7 separate regions of the Homo sapiens genome follow, and regions 2, 3, 4, 5, 6 and 7 are each linked to region 1. A link is a contact called in ENCODE Hi-C or POLR2A ChIA-PET data. All regions are on one chromosome and are shown on one strand. The core of a region is the stretch at or near the end of the contact, and the rest is flanking DNA. Distances in the headings are between cores, read along the strand shown.

Evidence for each region. A loop is a pair of places that touch in the nucleus more often than their neighbours do. ChIA-PET counts read pairs that join two places held with the same protein, here RNA polymerase II (POLR2A). Pooled maps may share reads with other maps.
Region 2: a loop to region 1 is called in a pooled map, with 6 times the contacts of the local background. The contact joins the promoter of NAA38 here to the promoter of PFN1 in region 1. A Hi-C loop is called at or near these places in 3 of 168 maps with a recorded cell type or tissue (CD8-positive, alpha-beta T cell, ascending aorta and chondrocyte), 5 of 37 single-sample maps with no recorded cell type and 14 of 50 pooled maps.
Region 3: a loop to region 1 is called in a map of CD8-positive, alpha-beta T cell, with 7 times the contacts of the local background. The contact joins the promoter of HIC1 here to the promoter of PFN1 in region 1. A Hi-C loop is called at or near these places in 2 of 168 maps with a recorded cell type or tissue (CD8-positive, alpha-beta T cell and naive thymus-derived CD4-positive, alpha-beta T cell) and 8 of 50 pooled maps.
Region 4: a pooled map shows a loop between it and region 1 (5-fold over the local background). The contact joins the promoter of KDM6B here to the promoter of PFN1 in region 1. A Hi-C loop is called at or near these places in 3 of 168 maps with a recorded cell type or tissue (CD8-positive, alpha-beta T cell, ascending aorta and chondrocyte), 6 of 37 single-sample maps with no recorded cell type and 14 of 50 pooled maps.
Region 5: a pooled map shows a loop between it and region 1 (10-fold over the local background). The contact joins the promoter of MPDU1 here to the promoter of PFN1 in region 1. A Hi-C loop is called at or near these places in 2 of 37 single-sample maps with no recorded cell type and 11 of 50 pooled maps. POLR2A ChIA-PET finds 5 or more read pairs at or near these places in 1 of 52 experiments (activated T-cell).
Region 6: a loop to region 1 is called in a pooled map, with 21 times the contacts of the local background. The contact joins the promoter of POLR2A here to the promoter of PFN1 in region 1. A Hi-C loop is called at or near these places in 1 of 37 single-sample maps with no recorded cell type and 10 of 50 pooled maps. POLR2A ChIA-PET finds 5 or more read pairs at or near these places in 1 of 52 experiments (activated CD4-positive, alpha-beta T cell).
Region 7: a map of posterior vena cava shows a loop between it and region 1 (16-fold over the local background). The contact joins the promoter of KCTD11 here to the promoter of PFN1 in region 1. A Hi-C loop is called at or near these places in 1 of 168 maps with a recorded cell type or tissue (posterior vena cava) and 1 of 50 pooled maps. POLR2A ChIA-PET finds 5 or more read pairs at or near these places in 1 of 52 experiments (OCI-LY7).

Annotation. Positions count from the first base shown.
Region 1 is chr17:4,946,695-4,950,344 of GRCh38, reverse strand. PFN1 (profilin 1) reads left to right here and starts at 1,815. Exons shown (of 3, transcript NM_005022.4): 1 at 1,815-2,082; 2 at 3,525-3,650. The coding sequence starts at 1,951. It also overlaps a transcript of ENO3 not described here. RefSeq lists silencers at 356-765, 1,226-1,475, 1,606-1,945, 2,216-2,285, 2,316-2,545 and 1 more and an enhancer at 856-1,025.
Region 2 is chr17:7,855,650-7,859,299 of GRCh38, reverse strand. NAA38 (N-alpha-acetyltransferase 38, NatC auxiliary subunit) reads left to right here and starts at 1,741. Exons shown (of 3, transcript NM_001320925.4): 1 at 1,741-1,917; 2 at 2,102-2,285; 3 at 2,457-2,615. The coding sequence starts at 1,837. The coding sequence ends at 2,569. It overlaps CYB5D1 (cytochrome b5 domain containing 1), which reads right to left and starts at 1,297. Exons shown (of 4, transcript NM_144607.6): 1 at 1,006-1,297; 2 at 821-897; 3 at 476-694. The coding sequence starts at 1,165. It overlaps TMEM88 (transmembrane protein 88), which reads right to left. Exons shown (of 2, transcript NM_203411.2): 2 at 3,201-3,650. The coding sequence ends at 3,586. RefSeq lists enhancers at 320-1,181, 987-1,206, 1,535-1,829, 1,557-1,926, 1,182-2,044 and 2 more.
Region 3 is chr17:2,053,124-2,056,773 of GRCh38, reverse strand. It overlaps HIC1 (HIC ZBTB transcriptional repressor 1), which reads right to left and starts at 1,671. Exons shown (of 2, transcript NM_006497.4): 1 at 1,536-1,671; 2 at 1-103. The coding sequence starts at 83. RefSeq lists silencers at 578-697, 748-1,157, 1,198-1,247, 1,388-1,887, 2,638-3,107 and 1 more.
Region 4 is chr17:7,832,871-7,836,520 of GRCh38, reverse strand. It overlaps KDM6B (lysine demethylase 6B), which reads right to left and starts at 2,304. Exons shown (of 24, transcript NM_001348716.2): 1 at 2,171-2,304. DNAH2 (dynein axonemal heavy chain 2) reads right to left here. Exons shown (of 86, transcript NM_020877.5): 84 at 3,593-3,650; 85 at 3,300-3,450; 86 at 2,779-3,142. The coding sequence ends at 2,988. It overlaps LOC124904106 (translation initiation factor IF-2), which reads left to right. Exons shown (of 4, transcript XM_047437265.1): 4 at 1-1,113. The coding sequence ends at 904. RefSeq lists silencers at 423-482, 503-922, 2,173-2,332 and enhancers at 1,471-1,970, 2,601-3,212.
Region 5 is chr17:7,581,965-7,585,614 of GRCh38, reverse strand. It overlaps MPDU1 (mannose-P-dolichol utilization defect 1), which reads right to left and starts at 1,763. Exons shown (of 7, transcript NM_004870.4): 1 at 1,650-1,763. The coding sequence starts at 1,752. MPDU1-AS1 (MPDU1 antisense RNA 1) reads left to right here and starts at 1,523. Exons shown (of 2, transcript NR_136402.2): 1 at 1,523-1,697; 2 at 3,452-3,641. CD68 (CD68 molecule) reads right to left here. Exons shown (of 6, transcript NM_001251.3): 6 at 3,504-3,650. RefSeq lists enhancers at 318-1,190, 1,425-1,954, 1,191-2,065, 2,065-2,114, 2,066-2,939.
Region 6 is chr17:7,482,713-7,486,362 of GRCh38, reverse strand. POLR2A (RNA polymerase II subunit A) reads right to left here and starts at 1,997. Exons shown (of 30, transcript NM_000937.5): 1 at 1,506-1,997. The coding sequence starts at 1,598. SLC35G6 (solute carrier family 35 member G6) reads right to left here. Exons shown (of 2, transcript NM_001102614.2): 2 at 2,867-3,650. The coding sequence ends at 3,362. It also overlaps a transcript of ZBTB4 not described here. RefSeq lists a silencer at 1,359-1,678 and enhancers at 797-1,790, 2,489-2,558, 2,649-2,698, 1,791-2,785, 2,789-3,058.
Region 7 is chr17:7,350,479-7,354,128 of GRCh38, reverse strand. KCTD11 (potassium channel tetramerization domain containing 11) reads right to left here and starts at 1,967. Exons shown (of 1, transcript NM_001363642.1): 1 at 1-1,967. The coding sequence starts at 1,303. The coding sequence ends at 488. It overlaps ACAP1 (ArfGAP with coiled-coil, ankyrin repeat and PH domains 1), which reads right to left. Exons shown (of 22, transcript NM_014716.4): 21 at 3,130-3,179; 22 at 2,652-2,834. The coding sequence ends at 2,734. RefSeq lists silencers at 1,889-2,658, 2,709-2,768, 2,839-2,898.

The sequences.
Region 1 (3,650 bases), core at 566-3,065:
GGCCTTTTGTGAGCTTCTGCACGCCTGGGGCTCTTCCGGCGCCCCACTTGTAGCACTGCGGGGAGGTAGGTCTCTGCCCTCGGTAGAGATCTCCACTTTGCCGGCTCTGGGGCCAGTGCGGGGTCTGCCCCGAGCTCCTCTGCAGCCATACCAGCCGACCGGCGGGGGACACACGGCGCCTCGGCCCGACTCGGAGGCCCTTCCCGTCGGCGCCGGGGCAGCGCGCGCCCGGTGACTCACCCCCGCCGCCCTCTCCCCACCCCTGCTCCCCGCCCCGCCGGCCCGCGCGGCCTCCCAGCCCCCACCCCAGGCCACCTGCCCCGCCACCCGTCCAGTCTCCCCTCTCGCCCCGCCCCCTCATCTCAGGCCGCTCCTCCCGGGATTTTTCCACCCTGGGGTAGGGGTGCGGTGGGCCAGGGGTCAGGAGATGGCGGGCGGGGAGCGCCGCCACGTGCCCGGGTGCGGCCCCGCCCGAGCCCGCCAGTGACTCAGCCGCGCGGCTGTCGAGGAACACGGACTCGAGGGGCGTCGGGGACTGTGGGATTCGGCGTGGACGCCAGGGATGCGCGCCGCGCTCGGGAGGAGAGAGAAAACCAACCCCCTTTCCGCCCGGGCCGCGCTCGGTGACCCCTTGCCCCTAGCCCAGGCTCCGGAAGCCGCCCAGCCCTCGGCGGCGGGTCGGAGGAGGCGGTTTCACCGCGGCCGCCGCACGGCCGTCCCGCCCGTCCCGCCCTCCCCAGGTGGCTGTGAGCGCACATCTGACTGCGAAGAAACCCAAAGGGCCCGAAGTGGGACTTTCCCCTTCTTGAAAAAGTTGCCACTCTTGCAACTTGAGTATTCTTCCGCCTCGAAAAATAGCCCCGCCTGTTAAGCCCCGCGGGTGTCCGCGCTCTGTGACCTCTGCAGACACAGGCCAAGGGGCACGGCCGGTGATCCAGACATTGCCTGCCTGGGGCGGGCGGGGCTGGGATGTGGGGTGAGGCCCTGGGCTAGAGCCGATCCAGAGAAGGGACAATCCTCTAGACTGAGAATGGGCCCTGGTGAACCCAACCTGCACGACCCGAGAAGACGCTGGGGACAGAAGTGGCCCCGGTGGGTGCCTTCAGCTATGAGAGCGACTAGAGGATTTGGCCAAACTCTTCTTTGCTTTCTTATTACTTGAATAAGTAAAATCAAGGGTGGTGAGGCGGCAGCGCGCACGGCTTCGCCCCCGCCCCTTCCGCCAGGCGGGAGACACGTCCCCAGCCCGCCTTCCTTTCCCGCAGGGTCCACACGGGTCGGGCCGGGCGCGCTCCCGTGCAGCCGGCTCCGGCCCCGACCGCCCCATGCACTCCCGGCCCCGGCGCAGGCGCAGGCGCGGGCACACGCGCCGCCGCCCGCCGGTCCTTCCCTTCGGCGGAGGTGGGGGAAGGAGGAGTCATCCCGTTTAACCCTGGGCTCCCCGAACTCTCCTTAATTTGCTAAATTTGCAGCTTGCTAATTCCTCCTGCTTTCTCCTTCCTTCCTTCTTCTGGCTCACTCCCTGCCCCGATACCAAAGTCTGGTTTATATTCAGTGCAAATTGGAGCAAACCCTACCCTTCACCTCTCTCCCGCCACCCCCCATCCTTCTGCATTGCTTTCCATCGAACTCTGCAAATTTTGCAATAGGGGGAGGGATTTTTAAAATTGCATTTGCAAAGTTCGGTGTCTGGGCTGGCGAGTGGGGGAGGGAGGGAATGGGGAGTAGGCCCCGCCCCTACCGTCCTTTGCAAATAAAAATCTAGCGGGGCGGGGGGGGGGAGGAGCAGGAAGTGGCGGTGCGAGGGCTGCTGCACAGCGAGCGGAGCCGCGGTCCGGACGGCAGCGCGTGCCCCGAGCTCTCCGCCTCCCCCCGCCCGCCAGCCGAGGCAGCTCGAGCCCAGTCCGCGGCCCCAGCAGCAGCGCCGAGAGCAGCCCCAGTAGCAGCGCCATGGCCGGGTGGAACGCCTACATCGACAACCTCATGGCGGACGGGACCTGTCAGGACGCGGCCATCGTGGGCTACAAGGACTCGCCCTCCGTCTGGGCCGCCGTCCCCGGGAAAACGTTCGTCAACATCACGGTACTGCGAGGCCTGCGCGGTCCGGGGCACTGCTCCGGTTTGGACCCTGAGGGAGGGACTTGGGTGGGGGCGGGCGCGGTCTAGGGCGCGCAGCGAGAGGCCCTGACTGGGTGCTTGCCCTGGAAGCGGCGCGAATGGCGGCTGCACGTGAGTGGGTCCCTCAGTTGCCCGTAGGTCCTATGCCCCAGGCGGCGGCGCCCATCCCGCCCGCTACCCCGCTTTCCGCGACGGGGCGTTACATCCGGGGCACAGGGCGGGGAGGGGCGCGGCGCCCGGTGCGGCGGCCCACTTCCGCCTCTCCCAGGGCGGGGCGGGGACGCGCCTCAGTTTTTACTGGGGATTGGGATTGAGAGGGGACCCGGGGATCCTTGGACCCCCAGCTCCCCGTCCGGCTGCCAGCCCGCGTCCCTCTACCATTGTTTCTCCTGGTGCGGAAGGGAGCCCCAGGCGCGTGGTCTTGGTCCCTTGCCCACCCTCTGTGGGCTTCTGGCCCCTCCTAACTCCGTTAGAGAGGGCGAGGCCACCACACGCCCCCCCAGCTCAGCACGTTGGATTCAACATTCCTGCGAGGCCAATCCCGGAAGTCCCCTCGCCCTCCCTTCCCGCCATCCGGCGGGGCCTGGAGCAGGGGAACTTTGTGAGAAGTTCTGAGACAGCATAAGCGAAAGTATATTGGTTTACTACCGCTGCTCCCACCACCATCTCCCTGTCCACACTGCCCGGAAGTGGGGAGGGGGAGCGGAAGTTCAAAAGGGGGGGGAAGGGGGTTTCCGGGCGGGAGGGGACCGGATGTGGGGGCTTGGGGTGAAAGGGGGAGGGGGGAAAGGTTCCCGGGGTACCTAGACCCGAGAGCTGGCCTGCCGGGTCTGGCCCCTGTCCACCTTCAAAAGTTTTCCAACTTTCCCGGAAAGCCCCCAGGGGTCTGCTTCCTCATCTCAGAGCAGAGATACCTGGAGCTAAACTCTAGGTTACTTGGAGACCCAGGCGTCCGGGCCCTAACAGCTCCTGCAGAACCTTTGACCAAATAAGGGCAAAGTTGCTTCTCTTGCCTCGCCCGCCCCCCTCCCTTCCCCTCTCCGCTTCTGCTTTTCCTGAAGGAGAGTTCTGAGCATCCAAAGGCTCCTCACTTACCTCACTGACTCCCTTTATTTCCTGGGTTTACTTTCCCCATTAACACTGACATCTAAATCTCTAGAGGAGTATGTCATCCCTTCCTCCCTGGTTCCATATTCTAAGTTTCAGAATCATGATCTTTTTCTGCACTAACGTCCCACAGTCCTCAGAGTTTCTCACAGTTCATTGATGTGTACTGAGTATATAATTTATACTTAGCCCCCACGGCGGGGTGGTTCTCAGAAGTGGAAGACAGGTGGGTCTTTGGAGAACACGGTGGGAATCTTGGTGCACTGACTAACTTGATGGGCGCTTGGTTCCTCTTCCAGCCAGCTGAGGTGGGTGTCCTGGTTGGCAAAGACCGGTCAAGTTTTTACGTGAATGGGCTGACACTTGGGGGCCAGAAATGTTCGGTGATCCGGGACTCACTGCTGCAGGATGGGGAATTTAGCATG
Region 2 (3,650 bases), core at 492-2,991, 2.9 Mb before region 1:
GGCAGATAGCAGCTTCAGGTACTCTACGGCCCCGGGAAAAAAAAGCTGAAACTCCAGCATGCAATGAGCAGACCCTAAAGTCCTACAGATCTTAATGGCAGCCACTTCTAACTACCGGATGGCCATAAAGGGTCAACTGTCCCCTCACTATATCCATGCAACAGAGTAGATTAAAAAGAAAGTCCAATTGCTGTCCAAAACGGCGTGTAAGAGCTTCGAAGGACCACCATCACTAAGATACATGAACTGCTGTTCCCAGGCTTATAAAGGAGTCTCTTGTCCCCCTGTGACCCAGACACTCCTAGAATTCCCAACCCTGGGGACCTAGGTGCTGTGCTTTCCTCAGTTGCCTCAATGTAAAGGACAGAAAATACACTCCCACCGGTTATGGAAAAAATGTTGCCCTGAAGATCGGCCTGGAGATTTGCTGGGATTCCCCATTCCTTCTAACCTGCTCCTTGTCACCAGTTCTCACCTCCAGTGTGTGCTCCTGCGACGTGAGCGTGTTAATGATGCGGATGCTCCGGGTCTTGGCAGACAGCCGCCCCACCTCATAATACGACCCCTGCCACCAGGGCTTCCCAAAATCGTTGGCCCAGTCCGAACAGGGCAGCTGAGGCGGAACGTGCACAAAGCGGCCCCGCGGGGTGCAGTACCTCAGGCAGCCGGTCAGCGGATCTATGTGCTTGCGGATCTTTAAAGGAGGGTTTGGGGCGAGGGTGTCAGAGCAGCCATTAGGCTCTGGCTAGCCTCCGCCTTTCCTTCCCATCCCCGCTCTCCATTTCCTCTACCCACAATCCCAGGTTCCAGCATAACTCACGTCTCTGGTCTTTGGATCAAACCAGTGGCTGATATCCTGGCCTGCAACTTCCACGATGGGTTTCAGCAGCAGGTTCCCTTGAAAAGAGCAGCACAGCCACTGTCAATGCCAGCCCTTCGAGAACCAGGCAAACGCGCGCGTGCACACACACACACTCCGGCCCCGGCCCAACGTGTGGCCCTTACCCTTGTATTCCTGTGCCAATGACGTTAGGTCGTACACGCGTCCCAGGTAAGATACCCAGAGGTCTTCGGGCCTGTTATGTTGGGCCACCTCCGCCGGCGTGAAATAGCGACGCTGAAAATACTCCAAGTCTGGCCCAGCCACCAGGCCCCGGCGCGGCATGGCTCTTGCTCTGTCGGTCACTGGATCTCTTGGTTACTCCTTTGCTCCTCAGCACGTACTCACTACTACTACGACCTCCGTCGCGTCCGGGAGCCGAGGGGAGAGCGTTTATCCGCTGACATGGAAACCATTGTCCTTTTCCGGCCACCGTCCACTGAGATAAATATCAGGGGCGGGGTTTGGACTGCACGTGTTCACGGGAAACGTAGTATGAGTCCCGCGTGGGGCATATAAGGATCAAGTAATTGAGTTGCGCCGCTTTCAGGAGTTGCGGGGTGGGGCAGAGAACGAATACGCTCCGTTTTAATTCAGTGGCCTGGGCTACATGGGATATTTAGGACAGACTATCTCTCTGAGACAGAAAAACAAGGGAGGAGGCAGTATGAAAGAATGTATTCTCGCTAAATTCCAGTTTCTAAAGGATGTGTAAGAAACCAGAGGTAAAGGTCTCGCGATATCTTAAGACATCCGGCGTAGTACGCTTCAGTGAGCCACAGCGCTAGAGAAGTAGGAGAAGCTCGCGAGATCTGTGCCGTTGCCGAGGAGACTAGGAGGGGGAGGAGAGGGGATCTCGCGAAAGGAAAGAGGTCGGGAGCGCTCGCGAGATCTCGGACCACCCAACCTGAAAGGTGCTTAGGAAGTTGAAAGGCCCAGAGGAGGCCTCCGGGCAAATGGCCGGAGCTGGACCGACCATGCTGCTACGAGAAGAGAATGGCTGTTGCAGTCGGCGTCAGAGCAGCTCCAGTGCTGGGGTTAGCACGGGCTCTGGTTCTGGGACTGAGGGGCAGTCAAGCAGCAAGATGGAGGGGGTGGGGAACTGCAGCTCCCGGCAGCCTCTGGGCTTTGTGTGAGTGCCCCGCGGGCTGCCGGGAGCTGTGGTTCCGCGGGCGGGCAGCCTGGGCTGCGCGGTCTGAGCGCTTGTTACACCCCGCGCAGGATTCGGACGGAGAGCGCGAGGACTCGGCGGCTGAGCGCGCCCGACAGCAGCTAGAGGCGCTGCTCAACAAGACTATGCGCATTCGCATGACAGATGGACGGACACTGGTCGGCTGCTTCCTCTGCACTGACCGTGACTGCAATGTCATCCTGGGCTCGGCGCAGGAGTTCCTCAAGCCGTCGGGTCAGTGCCCGGGGAATGCACACCCGCCTGGTAATGTGGCGGAACCTTACGCAAGGCATTTCCCCTTAAGGGCCTGGCTGCAACCCTTGTTTTCTGGGGCTCGTTTTCGTGGCTCAGAGGGGCGGGACTGATTCTGGCCTACTTTCCTGATGCTCTGATCCTTCTTTCCAGATTCCTTCTCTGCCGGGGAGCCCCGTGTGCTGGGCCTGGCCATGGTACCCGGACACCACATCGTTTCCATTGAGGTGCAGAGGGAGAGTCTGACCGGGCCTCCGTATCTCTGACCACGATGGCGCTTACCTTTCAGACTTCATTAAACTTATGACCGAATGGGCCTGTGTCTGTGTGTAGCTGGGATGCCGGTGCAGGATAGCACACCCCATCCCTAGAGGAAAGGGCTCATCTGAAGTCGGGAGCACCCTCAACCCTCCTCTCCCAACCAAGATGTCCAGGGGTGCCAAAGGTTCTCTCAAGTTCAGGGGTAGAGATGGGGGGCAGGGCTGAATGACGGACCAACAGGCCCCAGGGTGGGCCCCTGCATCTTCCCTCCCACGGCTGCTGCTCCAGAATTGTGGCGGGAGGGGGTGTCATCCTGCTCCGGAAGGCCCATTGTTTCCCACCCCGGCCTGGCAACACCGAGTTCCTCTAAGCTGGGGTCAGAGAACGGGCTCAGGTCCCCAAGGGGAGCAGCGGCAGGCGGCCGAGGCTGGGCCCCTCCACTCTATTGAGGGGGAGGTGCCTGGGGTCAGGAACAGATCTCTGAGGTCTGGCCAGGAAGAACGGACAAAAGCGATAAGGCCAGGGGGCTCAAGGATGCTCCTCTCTGCTCATTTGTAGCCCTGGCACATGTTTCCTGTTCCTCGGCACAGGGCAGGGGTGATAGTACTTGTGCCACGCCTCTGTTCGCAGAGCGCGTTCAGTTCGTTAAATCTTTATTGATGCGTGGACACTCCTTCCCCTCCAGCCCCGCCCCCCAGCCCCAGAAATACTAGAGAAGCTGCACCATAAAACGAGGGCACGAGATTGTTGTCCCATTCACGACGGAGCTGAGGGGGAGGTGTGCAGGTTCCAGCCTAGATGTTCAGGATTGAGATGTGGGTCGTGAAAGGAAAGTGGGTTTTCCGGGATGTGGGGGCTTTTCTCAGCACTGGGTCCACTGACGCTGCTGCTCCCAAGGGGATGCTAGGACTCCGCTCAGGCAGGGGTGGGGGCAGGGCAGGTCGGAAGATGCCGGGCTTCAAGTCCTTGGGCCGAATAAGAGGGAGGGCAGCCGTCAGGGTTGTTCTTGACTCGAGGGTCATTAGACCCAGACCTTTCCTGATGTGGGAACGGCCTGGGACCCTGGTGAGGCCCGGATTTGCCGCG
Region 3 (3,650 bases), core at 422-2,921, 2.9 Mb after region 1:
CACAAGAAGCCCTTGGTGCGCTGGTTGTTGAGCTGCAGCAGCAGCTGCCTGGAGTGGCCGGGCGCCTCCATCGTGTCCAGCATCGTCTGCCCAGCACACTCTCCTGCGGGGACACACACCGGCCGGGTGAGAGCCGTGCGGCGCCCTGGCCGCCTGGCCCCAGCCCGGCACTTCTCCCCTCCACTTCCCCTTCCCTCAGCTGAGCGGGGGCATCAGCCCTGCGGCCTGGGCACCGGCGAAGGACCGGCTGCCCTCTGGAGTGGGAGCCCAGGCCGGCCCGCCCGGACCAGGAGAAGGAGCAGGAGGTGAGCGGCCGCCGGTGGAGGGGAGGCCAGGGCGGCCTGCACGCCCCAGGGCACCTGGCTGGGTGCTGGGGCTTCCGAGAAGAAAACTGTTCAGGCGCAGTGACCCTTTTGGAGACAGTTACCCGATTTAAGTAAAATGTCCGCTTCAGGAAAAGTCATTCAGGGCGGAGAACTTTACCCAAGTAGGGAGAAAGGGAGCCGAGGAACCAGCGCCTCCCGCCTCGGGAGAAGTTGCCCCAGTTGGGGGAAGTGATACGGAGGAGGGGAGCGCGGTGCCCGCCCTGGCGCCGCCCTGGCCGGGGGCTGTCAACCCTCGGTCGGGGCCCGGGCGGCGGCCGCGCGGGGAGCGGAGGCAGCGGCTGCCGTGGCGGGCAGAGCGCGAAGGCCGGGCCCGGCGCGGGGAGGGCGTTATATCGGGGCAGGAGGCTGAGGCAGGAAGCAGGTGGGGGGGAGGGGGGAGCCACGCAGCTCCCAGGGGAGGGAGGGGGCAGCGCCCCGGGCGGGCACGGCGCACAGCCGGCTGCGGCCCTGACCCGGGCCTGCGCCCCACCCGCGTCCCGGCCTCGGCCTGGGCCCTACACGCGCGGGCCCGGCGCCTCCCTCCGCGGCTCCCCCGGCCCCTTCTCCCCCGGAACTCCGCCGCCCCAAACTTGGGGAAAAGTTTTCCAACTGCAGACAGGGCGGGAGGAGTGCGCCGGCCCCAGGCCCTCGGCTCGCAGCTCTTCCTCGCGGCCCCCAAATCCGGCGGCAGAGCCCGGAGCCGAGCCCTGAGCTCCCCTGCCCGCTGCTCGCCCGCCCGACCCCGTTCCCCTCCTGGCCCGCGGGGCCCCGCGGCCCGTTACCTGCGGTCCCGGCGGGCCGGGCTCCCCTCCCCGCGGCGGTGGCAGCTCTTAGCCGATGCCCCACCCGCCGCTGCCAGGCCCCGAGCTGTGCCAGGGCAGCGCCCCTGCCAGCCCCGCCCGCCAGCTCCCCTTCCCTTCCCTTCCCCTCGCCTCTCCAGCCCATGTGCGGGCAGAGCCGGCCCCGGGCCGCTGACCCCGCCGTGAACCCGGCGCGGAGCCGCGGCCCGGTGGTCCTGAGTCCGAAAGGGACGACACCCGGAGCCCTGAACGCCAGCCGCCAGCCGCGATGGGGCACCCGCGCCAGAAGATGCACCCGAGGCGGCCGACGCACGAGGACCGGGCTGTCCCGGGTCCCCCGTCCCTCCCGGTCCCCGGCTCGAGGACCCACCTGGGGGGCATGTCGAAAGCCCCGGGCCCGGCTGACGGCGGATCCAGGGGGGACGTGGCTGCGCTGCCCTCCGCCCGCCGGGCCCCCGGTCGGTCTGTCCTGCTGGTCCGTCCTCCCCGCGTCCTGGTCGCGTCTCAGCCCCGCCGCGCTTTCCGCACACTCTTATCTGGAGCGGCCCGGGCCGGCGGGCGCTGCTGCGGCTATGGCGCCACCTCGCGGGCGCGCAGGGCTCTGCGCGGCAGGCCGCTGCCTTCCTCCCGCGCACCTGAGCTGGAGGCGCACAGATGCTGAGCCCGCGGGGAGGGGCCCACCCTACCCGCAGGTTCGCCCTCCCACCTGTACCCACCTGGGACCCCGACCCCGGACACGCGAGTCCCAGAAACCCTGGGGCTTTGAGCTGAGCGCTCCCATGTACGTATTTCTAGGCACACAGCCCCAGTTCGGAAAAGTCCTGCCCGCGAGCACGGGACTCGGGTGGTGGGGGAGAGGTTATCCTGCGCAGGAGTAGCCGAGCTCTCCTGGAACTCCCCGTAGACATTACTGTACGGCACTGTCCACTTGGACGCACTCCCCAACACACCCACCCTCACTCAGGCGCATGGATTCGGTGTGCGCGGCATAAACTGATTTGTCCCCAGCCCTATCCAGGCACTGATACTAACAGGCGCTCATGTTTCCAGAAGCACACCCGCCCCTTCCCGCAGCCCTAGCGCTCTGGGATACTCCAGGGGCAGCCACGTAGGGCCCTCCGGGAACCTGGGCAGAGGTGTTACCCACACAGCCCGCCCTGAACTTTCGGGTCTCCTAAAGGAACCCACGACGAGTCATCAGGGCGACTGGAAGTGGCTGGACAGCGCCTCCGGGGGGTCCAAAGAAGTAACCATGGGGCCCTAGAATCCCCCTGTACGCCGTTTTGAAGAATCCCGCGTGGACTTCTTCTCCAACCCACCCGCCCGAAGGAAACAACAGGGGCGCCTGCGGCTGGGACCCCGCAAGGTCCCGCGCCCCACGTGAAGGTCAGGTTTGTGTGGGTGACGTCTCTTCTGGGAGAAAGGGGACCCCGCACTGTCGCGCCGCTGCTCGCAGTACTACTCCGGAAGTGGCCCCGTGCAGCCCCGCCGCGCACCAAGCCTCCTGCGAACGCCGGATCTCCGCGGCCCACGCTCCGCCTCCGCCCCGCACCTCCTGACCCCCGCCCACACACGGCGTGGAGCGGGGGGGGGGGGGGTCCCCGAGAACTCCGCCGCTTCCGATTGGCTGCGCCTCCCTCCACCGCGGAGCGCGAGGGGCTGGGGCGCTGCGTTACCATGGCAACCGGTGAGGTGCGCCCAGATCCTGTCCCTCCGAGGCCTTGGAGAGCTTAGCAACCGCGCTCGCCGCCCCCCGCGCTGTCCTCTGGCCCCCATGGCCCCGCCAGAGGTACCGGCTGAGTCACCGGGCGAGGGGCAGCGGGCGCGGCTACCAGCGGCCCCCGAGCGACACCAAGGTCTCGGGCGCCCCCCGGAGGCTCCCTTTGCTGCGCAGGCGACTTCACGGCTTCGGTGCCTGGCGGAGGCTTCGGTCCAAACGAGTCCGCCTGATTCCCGCCGCTGCCTGAGTCCGCCCCATGTTCTGGATCCATCTTACCCACTCCCTCTCCCATGTCTCCCCATAGCATCCTCACTTTAGAAGCAGTGAGGTCCCAAAGAGGAAAACGGAGGCCTCCGGAGCTGCCGGTCTCTAGGGAAGGCGGACCCCGACATCTCGCCCGAGGGACGTGCTGCGGCCTGAGGTGGAAGTTACGGAGTGTTGAGGGGAGGTGGAGAGGCTCCTCATAAGTGCTCCTAGAGCTGGGCTTTGACGGATGAATAGGAGTTCTTCTACCGAGCAGGAAGGCATTTGTGAATAACAGAATCCCTGGAACAAAGGCTAGCGGCAAGAAAACTGGAGCTCTAGTAGGCCAAATCCAGACTATGCAGGGCCTCTCTGACCCCATCTCTTTTATCTTTTCTCTTTTTGATAGAGTCAGATCCCCCACCCCCGACTTCCAAAGAGCCCCTCCGCCCCATGTATCTTGTGCAGTGGAGTCTGTGCATTGCTAACCTGCCCCAGGGGTCTGCTGTGCCCACAGTCTTT
Region 4 (3,650 bases), core at 1,055-3,554, 2.9 Mb before region 1:
TCCCGCGGGGCTCCGTCTTCCATCTGCAGGATCCCCCGTGCCCCAGCCGGCCGCCAGCCGGAATCTGTCTGGGTCCCCAACTCTCCCGCCCCTCCCCGCGCTGTTCCAGGGCGGAGTCTGTGGAGTTGAAACCAGGACACGGCGAGAGGAAGAGTTATATAACCGGGAGAAGCGAAGAAGGACGAGTGGAGACAGGGACAGACAGCCCGAAAGGAGCCGAGGGAGGTGCAAAGAACGCCGGGGCGAACGAGGAGGAAACGTTAGGAATGGGAAGGGTTTTGGTGCACATCAAAGAGCAGGAATTCACGCGAAGAAGGGGCGTGATGGCCCAGAAGAATCACCTGGGCCGTCCGGGGCTTCCCCGCAGTGCCCTCCTCCGCCACCAACAGCAGCTGGGCCCGGGCGGGAGAAGCCTTGGGAAGGGGCGCTGGTACCCGCTCGCTTTCTCTTGGGAAAGCAACTTAAGCCAGAGCCCGGGAAGGCAGCGGCCGAGCAGATGGGGCCGGAAACCACAGCTCCGCCCAGCCCACCTGGGAGTGTGGGGCGCCAGCTGGGGGGAGGTGGGGAACAGGTAGTCGGCCCTCCCGAGCCAGGCTGGGCATTATGGTCGCGACCGGCGAAACGGTGCAGACCGACCGAGACGTGTGGGTCCCCAGGGGCTGAAGAGCGCAGCCTCAGGCGGCTTTACACAGACTCCACGAGGGGAGGGGGGCGCCCGGCTCGCCGCGCAGGCGCAAGGGGGTGCTCGGGCGCGTGCGGCGCAGGGCGGGGGGTGGGCGCGAGCGTGTGGGAGTGCACGTGCGGGTCCCAGGCAGCTGCTGCCTCCCAGCCTCCGCCGCTGCCCCTCCCCTCTCCCTTTCCTGTCGCTATCATCCCCCTTCCCCATTGGCTGCCAGGGCCCTGACGTCAGGGCCGACCGCTGGAGCGGATTGGGCGGACGGGAGAGTTCGGGAATCCGGCTCCCAAGTCTCGCCCTCCAGTTACTCTGGCAACAGGACAAGCAACCCAGGGGAGGGAAGGGGAGCCGAGGTCAACGCTGCGCCTCGGTCCCTAACCCCCTCCGGACAACCACCGAGTCCCCTTCGGTCGCGGCGCAGCTCGCTACCTCCCCGCCTTCCTCCCAGGGCTCTTCCTGTCCCGGGAACCAGGCGTCCTGCCCTCGGCCTTCCCCACAGTCTTCAGGCCCTCCGCTGTCTCTAACCCCCACCAGTGTCACAACATAAGCTGCAGCAAACAGGAAGCGAATCTACGTCGCTTAGCAACCACCCCGCGTGCCCCCCTCCCCACTATTTACCCCAGCCGGGAGAGGCGGAGATTGAGTCCCCAGCCCCCTCCCCGTCTTCTGCGCTGCGACCTCCTGCCCACAATTTCCTGTGAGGGGGCCCAGATCACAGGAAGTCAAGTGGGGGCCTCAGCCTACCTTTCCCTCGGACCGGGGCGGGGGGCTTCAGCTACTTTCACGGTCACATCCCCCACCTGCCCTGGGTGCGTCTCGCCCTCGCCATCTTGTGGCTACGTTGGGAAGGCTCCGCACCGAGAAGCCGTGCGGGGCGCGCTAGGGTTCGGGAACGGCGGAGTGGGAGAAGGACTAGGGATGAGGAGGCTAGCGGGGCGAGACGGAGTGAAAGGGAGGCGCAGGGGGGTGGTGGGAAGAAGGCGAAGGCTACCGCTGGGAAGCTCTCGGGGCCGCTGGTGGGAAGGTCAGGCTGAGGCTTCTACACCTCACCCGTGCAGAGAACTGGAGGGAGACTTAAAGTAGTCCTGGGACCGGGACACACCCAAGTCTGACCACATCTGACCTTACTGGGCCATGGCATTGACCTGTCTGCAAACTCTGCCCTTTAGTCCTGCCCTTCAGTAAGGACCGCCGCGCCCCGCCCCGCCCCGCCCTGGAGTCGGGAAGGGGAATCCCAGCCCAAGGGGAACGGGGAGTCCTTTCAGGCCCCTCTGGACATTTGGAACCTGAGACATCTGCCTCCCAGTTCTTCCTCCTTCCCCGCCGTTCTCTCTTCTAGGGGACCCATGACCTCCGCCCCAGTCTTCTTCCCAGTGCCCTTCCCAAGACCCAAACGTCCATCCCCAGCTCTACCCCTCCAGAGACTCAGGCGTCCTGCCCTGCTGCAAGGAGAGGGTTTCCCTCTTTACAGACGTCCTCGCGGCTCCCCGTTACCTGGTTCTGGGGGGGGTCCCAGGTGTTCAGGCTCCCCAAGGTATCCCAGGGGGTCGAGCGGCCCCCCCTTCTCCCAGGCCGGGGCTGGGGGGGCCGCTCCGCCCAGTGGCGCAGTTGGATTTTCCAACACAAACACCCGCACCCCCGCTCCCCAGCCCCGCCCCCTTGTGGTCCCGCCCCTCCTCGCGCTCTAGTCCCCCTCTCCGGCTCCGCCCCGTCTTCTGCCGGTCCCGCTCGCCTCAGGGCGGGTGCCGGCTAGGATGCCGGGTGCGGGGTGCGGGCTTCAGGGTGCGGGCCTCAGGGTGCAGTGTACGGGGTTCAGCCCTGATCCCTGCCTGACAAATCCCTACTCATTTGGATCACGCGCCCTTCTAAGGTAAGCCCCGCCCCACCCACTGAAGTCCTGCCCGGAGACTTAAGCCACAGCCTCTTCAGGCGGCTCCGCCCTGCCCATTCGTTCAGGGCCACGCCTCCGTTCCGCTCCAGGCCGCCCCACCTCCCTCGCTTCTTTCCCCGTCCAGTAGCAGCTCCGCAGTAGCTCTGTCCTCCGTGAGGCCTGGGCTTCCTCCCTCCCCAGACCCTCACCATTGCATTGAGAGACTTAAGGCTTGTTGTCGCGGGTGTTTTACAGCACTGAGCTCCAATACAACTCTTTCACTTTTATGGCTAACACAACTAGGTATCTCCAGGGCCACATCACACAAATTCGGCCAAGGTCAAAGTCTGAGTGAGGTCCGGCCTCAGTCCTAGGTGCAACATCTGTCTTAGCTCCTGGAGTCCCTGACCCTCTCTCTCAAGCGGAGAAGAGGAGGAGGTCTCAGCTGTCCAGGCTCATGAGTAGAGCAGTGCCCCTCTTGATCCAATGATCAGGTGTCATGGCCCCAGACCGCAGGTCAATGCCGATGACAAAGGAGGCTCGGTCTGAGCTGCCTGCCCGGTTGGGATAGTAATAGCAGGGGCAGGAGTACATGCCTGGGGGAAAGGAGAGGAGAAGTCAGACCCCTGGAGCCTCCGGGAGAGCAGGGCAGGAGCAGGGCAGGAGCGGGTGTGGGATGGGCTGGAGCAGAGAATGGGTTAAGTTCCAAACTAGGGACGGGGCAGGCAGGTCCTGCCTGGGGAGCTGTCCCACCCTTGGCGCTCTTCTTGCGGCTCTCTGCAGGCCGGAAGTGGATCGTGGGCATGAGGCAGACAAGCTGCATGGGCTCTGCCTCCACCAAGCAGGAGTTCTTCCGGTCCCAGCCAGCACCTTCCAGGTACAGGCCCCGGACCCAGACACCATCCTGGGGAGAAATGGGAGCAGGTCTGGGAGAAGCTAGACTTCAATTGCCAGCGCCCCTGACCTGCTCCCTCTCTCCTCCCTTTTCGTCCAATTATTTCCAGTACCCTCTTTTGCTCAGAGCCCCAAGCACAACTGGCTCCCACCTTGGGGGGATACACTAGGTTGCTGTCATCCACAGTGGAAACGATAAACTCCCAGGAG
Region 5 (3,650 bases), core at 514-3,013, 2.6 Mb before region 1:
GGGGGGAGGAGAGGCGGAGGGCAGTGAGAAAGTCCTGGTCCTTCCTGCTCCAAACCACCACACTTTTTTTTTTTTTTGGAGACAGAGTCTTGCTCTGTCACCCAGGCTGGAGTGCAGTGGCCCAATCTCAGCCCACTGCAGCCTCTGCCTCTTGGGTTCAAGCAATTCTCTTGTCTCAGCCTCCCAAGTAGCTAGAATTACAGGCACACACCACCATGCCCGGTTAATTTTTGTGTTTTTAGTAGAGACAGGGTTTCACCATGTTGGCCAGGCTGGTCTCGAACTCCTGACCTCAGATGATCCACCTGCCTCAGCCTCCTTAAAGTGCTGGGATTATAAGCTCGAGCTACCGCACCGGGCCCCAGACTGTTACTTTCCAAAACAGCTTTTCTCCGATGCCTACCACCCCCCACATCCAATCTTCCATTCCCTATAAATTAACACCCAAACTTGGCTTGACCTCCACGGCTCTCCATTGCTTCCCCATATAAAGCTGAGAAATGCCCAAGAGCTCTCTGATCCTTTATTTCCCTTCTCTGGGCCAATGGGTGCCCCATTTCACATGTCTTCTCTCTCCAAAGACAAGTCTTCATACCATTTTTTTTTTCTTATTTTAATTTTGAGACGGAGTTTCACTCTTGTTGCCCAGGCTGGAGTGCAATGGCACGATCTTGGCTCACTGTAACCTCTGTCTCCCGGGTTTAAGCGATTCTCCTGCCTCAGCCTCCCGAGTAGCTGGGATTACAGGCGCCTGCCACAACGCCCGGCTAATTTTTTGTATTTTTAGTAGAGGCGGGGTTTCGCCCTATTGGCCAGGCTGGTCTCGAACGCCTGACCTCAGGTGATCCACCCGCTTCGGCCTCCCAAAGTGCTGGGATTACAGGCGTGAGCCACCGTGCCCGCCCCATACCACTCTTTCTTGAACACTCTGACTGTCCCTGGCCCCTACTCAGGGACTAAACCTTACCCTTTCAAGGCTTGCTTTTATGCCCTGGCCATCCACAACTTCTCTAGCCTTGAAGCCTTCCCCTCAAGGAACTTGGTCTAGTGGGAGTCTGACTCTCACGGGTCATGAATGCGGCTAAAACAAAGTGCCCCACGAGCTCAAGAGAGGTACCATGAACTGACAGGGGCAGACTGACGCTCCCCAAACGGTCTGACGGTGACCCTTGTGGAGCTGTCTCGCAATCAGAAAAAGGAAGGGAGGCAAATTATTCCGAAATCAGACTATGAGCAAACCTGGAGGCTGGAAAGAAAGCAATCAGGGTGGCGGAGCCTTTGGGGGTGCAATGAAGGCCCGATTCATCAGGGGCTTTGAATTAAGTTTAACCCTGCTAGCGATCTAATAAAGGTTGGCATGATTTGACTTAATTTTTATTTTGTTTTATAAAAGTTGACTCTTCGTTTTTCATTGTCGCTACAGCACAAACTCCACAAAGAAGTAATTCCACCCGGTGACTTCCCCACTGGCACTAATATGGTGTCCTCCCTCTAAGGAGCCCGAGACACTTCCGCCCTTCTCAGAAGTGACTTCCGTCCAGCTCGGCATGGCGGCAGTCACTGCCGTCACTTAGTCGCCGATCAAGGCTTGGACTAAGGGCCCACGGTCACTCGAGTAGGACTTGGATCGGATGCTGAATAAAACTCACCGTGAAGCAAGTCCCACTGAACGAAAAGTTGGTCGTAGCATTTCTCAGGTAAAAGAATCGGCACGAGCAGCCGTTTAAGCGGTCCGTCCGCCTCGGCCGCCATATTGCAAAGCTAGCTTCCGCCAGTCTCTCCAGACCGCCATTGACTTTCGTTGCGCGTGCGCGCTGCGGACACTCCGCCTCCCGTTCTTTTCCCGCGGCGAAGCTGGCCCGCCCCGTGCCCCGCTCTTTCTGACGCTACCCACCCTCACTCTAGTGGCGTAAAATAAGTCTCAGTCAGGGACCACGTTTTGGACGCGCTGTTGGAATTGTAAAGCTTGCCGAAGCTGCACGCCTGCGCGGTTAGACCTCCCACGCCTTTGTTGACGCTTCCAGTTTGGAAGCCAGATTTACACCCCTGCCTTTCTCCGCTCCTCCTGCTGGGCGCCATCTTGTCTTCTCCTAGCACACTTTGTATTGTTCGAAGTTGAGAGAGAAGGAGCCGGAGTCTCCGAGGTGGCGTTGGGTGGGGGCGCTACTAGCTCCCGTTCTCTCAGCGTCTCTAGAGGGAAGGGCGCCGGTGGGAGCAGGAGAGTCTGCACCGGGCAGGCCTCCTTAGGTGCCGGGTTGCGCGCAGGGCCCTGTGCTTGTCTCGCCTCCGGTTGGCTCAGGCCTCGGAGCATGAGTGCGCCGGCAACTGCTGGGCCCGGGACAGTGAAGCAGAGGAGGAGGTGGGGGAGGCGAGCCCAGGTCGGGGAAGGGCAGCACCTGAATCACCCTTGGGGCCCAGACCCCCAAGAGTCTCCGGGGAGCCGAGGCCTGGCGAGGCAGTCCCGGGATTCGCCCCCTCCCCGCTGGCCCGAGGGCGCACCACGTGCTGGGCAGAGACTTCGGCGAGGCCGAGTGGACCCTGCAGCGCTGCTTGGGAAAGGGCACCTTGGACTACCTGGTGGGGGCGTTGTGCTTCGTTACCGACCGCCGGGACGCCAACCCACGGTGCCCACCCGTGCGTCATTCCGCTGTGGATCAGCCCTTTGGCGGCCCCCCTCCAAAGTCTACAAGGTCACACGGATGTCTGCAGGCAGAGGTGGGGCTGCTGGGGCCCTGCCAGGTGAGGGCTGCCCTTGTGGGGCAGTCTCTGGGCCTTGGAGGCCGGAAGCCTCCTGGGGCTCCTACGGCTGGGGGGTGCTGCTCATCCTGGCTCCCAGGGATTGCGCCGTAGCCAGCTGTAATGGGTGGGACTGGCGCTCACTGCTGGTGCAGGCTGTGGCCATCTGGGAGGTCCTTTCTGGAATCTGGACCTTGGCTGTCCTGAGAGTGACACTCCTCATCTCAAGTACTGGGGGCATGAAGTTAGGCTTGGCAGGTGGCCCCGTGTGGGGGGCATGCTGTTCCCAGGAGCCCCCAGTGGAGGTCAGAGTACCCACTGCTCCTTCTTGATTCAACCCCTTGTAGGTGGGATAGGAGCATGCCAGGTGCTGCGAGGGTTTAATCGGGCTCTTCTGCTGGCCTTGAATATGGTGGACAGGACAGGACATTCTCATTGCTCAGGAGCCACTGGCGCTGCCTTTGGGAATGAAGTTCCACAGCCCCCCACTCATTGCTTTGGCTGTCTGCTGCATTTGAAACTGTACGAGGGTCAGGAAGAAGGCTGCGGGGATGAATGGCTCTACCGGCTTGCCACGGATGGGGAACTGGAGCAGCCAGTGGCCCCAAGAGGAGGAAGGAAGGGAGGCACGGCAGACCCAACACCAGCTGTGCCAGGCTTTGGGGGGTGAACCCATGAGGCATCGTCACACACTGACATTTTCATCCCTCCTCAGCAGCTGCTTCCGGCTCCCTGAGACCCAGCCATGGAAGGCATAGAAAGGCATGTGACAAGAAACTCATGGCTTTTAATCCTGGCAGGACAAGGAAAACCCCGTCAAAGATTTGCATAAATTTTGCTGCTCTCCTGCTGGGGGGGGGGGGGGGGCAGTTCGTCACATTTAATAAAATTCTCTCCCTCCCTTCTCCCGACTG
Region 6 (3,650 bases), core at 748-3,247, 2.5 Mb before region 1:
TCCATTCTTTCCAGCCAGTGGGCTCCTCTACTTAGCGCCACAAGGGAAAAAGTCCAAGTCACCAATAGCTCTCCCCTAGGGCTGCCCTCCTCTCTCTGGTCTCTCCTCCTCTCGCATCAGTTCTTCATAGAGCAACTACAGCAGTAGTTTTTTCAAATGTGCTGTCACTCTGTTTATAATTGTCAACGACTACCTACTGAAAATGGAATTAAGTCCTGACTCCTTACCATAATATACAATATCCCATGCTTCTCCAGCCTATTTCTGTAACACTCTTCTCTCATCCACTAAACCTCAGCCACACCGGCCGCCTTTCACCCTGTAGGACAAGCCCAAGTTCATTTCTCCCTCAGGCCCTTTGCACTTGCTATTTCCTCTGCCGGAAAAGCTCTCGCCATCCAAACTATGGCTTCGACGACTGGCTGCCTCTCATCATTTGGGTAATGTCTTCTAAGATAGGCCTTCCCAGACCCTGACGCCATCCCATCTAAAGTAGCCCCACCTCGACGGGCGCGGTAGCTCACGCCTGTAATCCCAGCACTTTGAGAGGCCGAGGCGGGTGGATCACCTGAAGTCAGGAGTTCAGCCATTGCACTCTGGCCTGGGGAATAAGAGCGAAACTCCGTCTCAAAAAAAAAAAAAAAAAAAAAAAGACGGGGGAGAATCACCTCAGGGCAGGCGTTCGAGACCAGCCTGGCCAACATGGCAAAACCCCTCCTCTACTAAAAATACAAAAATTAGCGGGGCATGGTGGCGCATGCCTGTAATCCCAGCTACTCAGGAGGCTAAGGCAGGAGAATCGCTTGAACCCGGGAGGCGGAGATTGCAGTGAGCCGAGATCGTGCCATTGCACTCCAGCCTGGGCGACAGAGCAAGACTCCGTCTCAAAAAATAAAATAAAATAAAAATAAAAAAATAAAGTAGCCCCAGCTCAGTGACTCTCCATGGGATTACCCCTTTTCACTCTATTCGAGACAAATGCCATTAACTGAATTATCTCATTCATTCATTGTATTCATGTTTACTGCTTGCCCTTTCCCACAGACAGTGCTCTTGAAGGTAGGGTCCTGGTCTGTCGTGTTCACCTCTGTAACCCGAGTCTCCTGTGTCTTCAACAGAGCAGGTGCTCAGTTAACATTTGTATTACAGAAGAGGAGGAAGCTACCCGGGTTTGGCTTCTTAACCAAACTTGTAAAGACTCCCTAGGATTCGTCGGATCGCCTTTAACGTCGGTAACTCTGGAGTGTGAAATCAGTCATCCTTCTCTCCCTCCTTCTCACCCTCCAGCCAGCCCCCCATCTCGGACAAAGCGCTACGCCTGCTCAACTCTTTGCAAAATATAACTCTGGGAGGCCCGAGACTGGCGCCTACACGGCCTTGGCGCTGCTGAGCCATGCTCCTGGCCCGTCACCCATAAGCAGCGAGAAAGCGCCAAGTTTCCGCAGCCCCCGTCCGGCCCCGCCCGCCAGGGGAGGAGGGGGGAAGGGGAGGACAGAGCCGCTTACCAGTTCATCCGGACTCAGGACTCCGAACTGGACTCTCTTGATGGTGCGCAGCGGGCATGCGCTGTCCCCCGAGGGGGGGCCACCCCCGTGCATGGCGGAGGCAGGCGCGCTGCGCAGGCGCAAACCTCACTACAAAAAGCCTGCGCCGCCTCCGCCTAGGTGCTCAGACCTCGTCAGGGCGGCCACCGGGAAGGACCTCCCCGAGTTGGGAGGAAAAAGCCGGAGGAGGGGAAGGTGGGGGAGGGAAGGAGGCGGGGAAATAAGGAGCGAAAGGAGCCCTTCTTTCCCTTACCGGAAATTTTTCAGCTCCCAAAAAGGAAAAAAAAAGAAGGGAAAAGGAAAAGGTTTTTGGGGGAGGAAGAAGAAAAAGGGTAACGAATAAATAAGTAACCGGGTTCCTGAACGGCAGAGGTTACGGCAGTTTGTCTCTCCCCCTTCCGGGAGCCGCCTTCTTCTCCAACCGTCCCGGCCGCGCTCTCGGCGCTTCTGAGCAGCGAACTCGCTGAACGACGCTTCTTATAGATTCGCCCTCGCGTCCCCGCCCCTTCCTTTCCCGCCCTCCCTTGCGCTACGGGGCCGCCTGCGCAGGCCCGCAAGGGGTGCGAGCCAGAGTCGTGGGTAAACCCCCCGCTCGCTGGTTGGGCGACCTTTTGAAGTGACAGGGAGAGAAGAATTTTTTTCTTTAATCCCACCGCCTCTCCTCGCTGCTCCCTTTTGCACTGAGGCTTAAGGTTTGAAGACTCGAGGGTAAAATTGGGCCGCTTTCATTCTAGTTTGGACAACGGTTTCATCTTCAGCAAAAGCCTCTCATTCGTAGCCCCCCCCAGCTGGAAAATGGTCTGCTCTGCGAATCGGTAATGGCGGCGGGGCGGGGCGGGTCCTCCCGGGGAAGGGCGGTTGCTCATGAATATGCAGTTCTCTTGCTGAATATGCATGAACAAACCAAGATGGCAGGACCAGTGGCTTGTCCGGAAGTAGCCGATGTTTGTCAAACGGCCCCCGGAGACGGGTGGGCATCTCCTGGCCTGTAATGCCGCGCTGTACCGAGCCATGATCCTAGATCCATGGCCTGAGCCTCTCGAAGAGACTTCAGCTGGGAGGCCTGCTCTGGAAGGAGGGTGGCCACTGTCCGGGAGAGATCACGGGACCGCGACAATCCGAGAAAAGCAGATTAGCCATGGGGCGGGCCACGAAAGTCCTGGGGGATTTGGGGTCAAGGCATCTGAACATTAGGAAATCCTCCACTTTGTAGAATATTTCAGGAATAAAATGGGGGGCGGGGATCCCAAGGGGTTCTCCAATGAGAACGGTCGTAGGACTTTCCACTCTCCCTCCAAAGCAGAGACGACACCACTGCAAGCCACATTCAGAGTAATCCTTGTTTGATGTCAATGTCACGTCACCACCCCAAGGGGGGGGCACAAGCACGAGGAAAGGAAACCTTTGCCGTGAGGGGAGGGGTGGGGAGGCACGCTCCCCTCCCCCACCGCAGCTGCTGGCTCTGTCTTTGCCGGAACACTCCAGCCCCAATGCTCTTCTCTTTGCTGCTGAGTGAAGTCCTCCCCGTGGCCCACGGCCTCCCTGCCTCAGCCGTTTGGATCTGCTCCTCAGACTTTACCCCTTAGTTATGCCCTGATTCCAGGACCCAGCCTGGTCTCCACATCCCTTGGTCCCAGGCTGGCCCCAGGTCTTCCAGGTAGTCCCTCTCCACCAAGTCCCCAAGTCACCCTTGACTCTGAGAGGTATCCCTCTCCCACACCAGTTCTTTTCCAGTCACTTCTCCTCCCATGTTTGTCTTCAGTCTTTGCCTCTATTTATCCCTGTCCCTCCCAACCCCCGGGCTCCCAAGTTCTATCTCACTCCTCCACCTTCCCTTCCCTCTCACAGCTGAGGTTCCAGGCTGTGATGATGGCAATGCTGCCCAGCACAACCCCTGCCCCCACGATGTCAGAAGGTGCCACAGTCTCATGGAGCATATAATACTGCAGTATAAGGGCCACCACCACCTCGGAATGCAGGACAGCGCACACCAGGGCAGGGTGGGCCTTGGTGACCGCATAGCTCACACATGTGAAGGAGACCAAGGCGAGGATCCCCACTGCCCCCACACAACTCCAACTCGGGAGATCACTGGGCAACACGGGG
Region 7 (3,650 bases), core at 718-3,217, 2.4 Mb before region 1:
CCGATGTTCCAGAGTGTTCTGGCCTCTCATTGGTCAGGCCAGGCCAGGCCACCCAGCTTCAGGAGTAGAAGCCATGGTCCAAGAGACCGCATTGGGAAAATGCAAAGTCCTCCCTTTTCCCCAGACCTCAATATCCTTCCAGGGTTTTGCTAGGTCTAGTCTGGGTAAAGAGATGTTCCCCCCTTTTCCAAGCCCTTAAACACTGAGCTCCAAATCAAGGAGAGACTGGAGGTGCTCAGCCTTAGGCAAGAACAAGCTGAGAGAACCTTCCCTACCCCTCCCAGGGTCAGCACAGGTTGAGACCTTCTGGACCACTTGTGAGTCCTTGGTGGGCTCAGGTTTGGGAATTCCTGCCCACATCTGAGCTCCAGTCAGGTGCAGGAGAGTCCCGACTCTCATAGCTCCTGAAGCAGAGCTGGAAAGAGGCTTCAGGGGTGCTAGTACCCCATTCTCTCTCCTCCCCACAGTCAAACTGAGAACAGCATCCTCAGTGCCGGACAAAGCGCAGAGACCTGGAGTTGAGCAGGTCTTCGGGGTCGGGGAAGACAGAGTCTAGTCGGAAGCCGTGCTCGAGAGCCACCCGCAGCACCTCCTCCAGGAAGCTTGGGGTGCCCACCACCTCCCGCCGCTCTCCTGGCCCCCCAGTCCACAGCGGCTGCAGCCCCAGTCTCCCATACTCCACCTCGGGGAGTTCCACGGGGCGGGGGGCCCACTCCAGATGAAAATGTGGGCTCCCCTCTGCCCTATCCCCACTGGCCACACCAAATCGGGCCCGCAAAGCACCTAGACACTCAGAGTCGGTGCAGAAAAGGTTGGCTCGGAAGGTGTCCACCTGGACGGAGCTCAGCTCATAGTGATGGGGTCCCCGGCGAGCAGAGAAGTGCACCAGGCGGGGGCTGACATCTACATCTGCGTGGAGCAGGGCAGCTGTGGGTGCAGGGGTCCCCTGAGAGGCCTCCAGTTCCCGCAGCGCGTCCAGGAGGGGCCGGATCTGGTAGAAGTCAGCCTCTGCCCTGAGCAGCGCTGTCTCTCCGTACCCACGGGGCAGGTCCAGGCGGCCCAGCCTCAGGAAATTGAGGATGTGCCGGAAGGCCTTGCCATCCCGGTCGATGAAGTAGTGGCCGCCTCCTTGGGAATTGAGGTTGGGGGGCATGGGGGTGCCGGCCCTAAACATGGCCCCCAGCATAGAGTCTGGGAAGCGGGTCAGGGTCTCCAAAGTGGTGGAATATAGTGTGCCCCCCACATTCAGGGTCACGGGGCCCCCAAAGGAGGGGGGCGAAGAGGGCACAGGAGGAGGAGAAATTTTGGGAAGTACAGGAGACACCGAAAGAAAAGAAAAGGCAGAACTTCCTGGGTGTGTGCAGAATTGGGTCGAAGCTGTCAGATTCGCTGGGTTGGAGGCACAGGTGGAGCACACCCAGTAAGGTTTGGGGCTCACCCCGGCTACTTTGGTGGTGGATGGGGAGGTGGTGTCAGGACACAGAAATCCCCAAAAGGTTGAGAGAAGAGATGAAAAGAGCAGAGGGCAGCCAGAGAGGGGAAGGGAGCTTGAGGTCTGGACGTATCCGATTTGGGGTGGTCAGCGACACCCCTCTGTGGTCTTCAGACAGTGGGTTTCCGGAATCCAACCAGCAGGTGACGGTGGCGAGCACAGGGCCGACTCTGAAGGGATGGCCTCCGAGACCCCGGGCAGATCGCTGCCGCCGTGGACGAGTCCAGCCAGGGCTCTGGGGCCACTCAGAGGCCTGGCCTGGCTGCCGGCGCGGGTCCCAGGAGATGGAGGCCGAACTGACGGGAGCGGATGGCGGAGCCCCCTTGTATCCGCCGGGGAGCGACGATGCGTGCTCAGCCCGGGCTGGGAGTGTCCGAGGGCTCTGATGGAAACAGCCAGGAGTTTCGGGACCCGGCCGCGCCGCCTTCCCTGGGTGTCGCCGCAGCCGCTGAGGTCCTCTCCGCCCCCAGGAAGTGGCCTAAGGGCAGCGGCCCGGGGCCCTTTAAGAGACAGCCCCGCCCCTTGGCGCCCCGCCCCCGCCCCCGCGAGGCTCGCGCGGCCCGGGCGGAGGTGGGAGGCTGGAGGCGAGTCTCGGACGCGAGAGACTGGGCGGACTGGCTGGACTGGCAGACGCTGGCGGGACGGGGTGACTCAGGCACGTCGCCCCGGATGTGGCCACGACCGCCCCGCCGCCGCTCAGGTGTGCCCGATCTCACGTCTGCAAGTCGGCGGGGCTGGAGCCTCTAATCCCACCGCTCAGAGCCCGAGGCCCGGCCGGCCCAGCCCGGGAGCCGAGTCCCTCCCAGCGGCTCCCCCGGGGAATTCCCGAGGGGGCGGGTGCTGAGCCGCCGCATTCCGGGGATGCCTTCCAGCCGGGGTGGCCCGGGCGCGCTCTCTCCGCGGCGGCGCGGGGCCAGCGAGCCCCAGGGCCAGCCCCACCCCTCGGCAGGACTGGGCTGGCCACGTCGCCCCAGCCCGAGAGCCCCCGCCCCGCAGCGCCCTGCGCTCAGGCCGCGGCCGAAGCTGCCGCCTCGCTCCCCGGAGTCGCACCTTGCTGGACTGGAGCTCGCAAACCCCCAGCTGCTCCCCGCACCTCGGGAGCCGCAGCGCCCAACACCCTACGGGCCCGAAGGTGGCGCCCAAGAAGTGAACCAGAAGGGAAGAGCGAAGCACGGAGGCTTTAATGGCAGAGGGCCCGGTGGCGGGGAAGGGAGGCAGGCGCGGGCCCCGTGGGCCTCGGGTCACAGCGTGTGGAGGTCATGACTGCGACGGCTCAGCTTCTCCGGGTCGTCTGACGCCATGAGGGAGAAGTCGCGGAAGATGTCAAGATACGTCTCATCTCCTGGGGGAGGGAGGAAAGGCCGGGAGGCGGCTGGGCCCCAGTGCAGAAGGGCAGGATCCGGCGGTTGGGGCCCACCTGGGGACCTCGCGCTCCGAGCCTGGGTGGGAACGTGCGCGCCGCGGGCACTGCGCCAGCACCTATGCCTTGCCAGGGCCTGGCACGTCGCATGCGCCCAATACGCATTTGTTAAATAACGGAATGAATGCAGCTGGGCACTAGGGAGAGAGGTCACCGTGGACCAGAAGCCCAGAGTTCAGGTGTTGGGCCTGGGGGGTGGGGTGGGTGTATTCTTTACCTGCCTGCCCCTGGGCCGCTTCAGCCTCCCTCATCTTTGCCAGTCGTAGCCTGAAGAGGAGGGAATTAAGAAATGAACGACACTATCTTTGGCCGGGCGCGGTGGCTCACGCCTGTAATCCCAACACTTTGGGAGGCCGAGGCAGGCGGATCACGAGGTCAGGAGATCGAGACCGTCCTGGCCAACATGGTGAAACCCCGTCTCTACTAAAAATACAAAAAATTAGCCGGGGGTGGTGGCGCACGCCTGTAGTCCCAGCTACTCAGGGGAGGCTGAGACAGGAGAATCGCTTGAACCCGGGAGGCGGGGGTTGCAGTGAGCCGAGATCGCGCCCCTGCACTCTAGCCTGGGCGACAGAGTGAGACTCCGTCTCAAAAAAAAAAAAAAAGACTATCCTCACCTCCCCCACAACTTCCCATCCTTTGAGCTGGGTTGCGTTCCGTTCATCTGCCCCCACCCCCGGGGTCACGTCTAGTGCTAAAAAGATGCCTGACAGCAATGTTGATGGGCGAATTACGCCT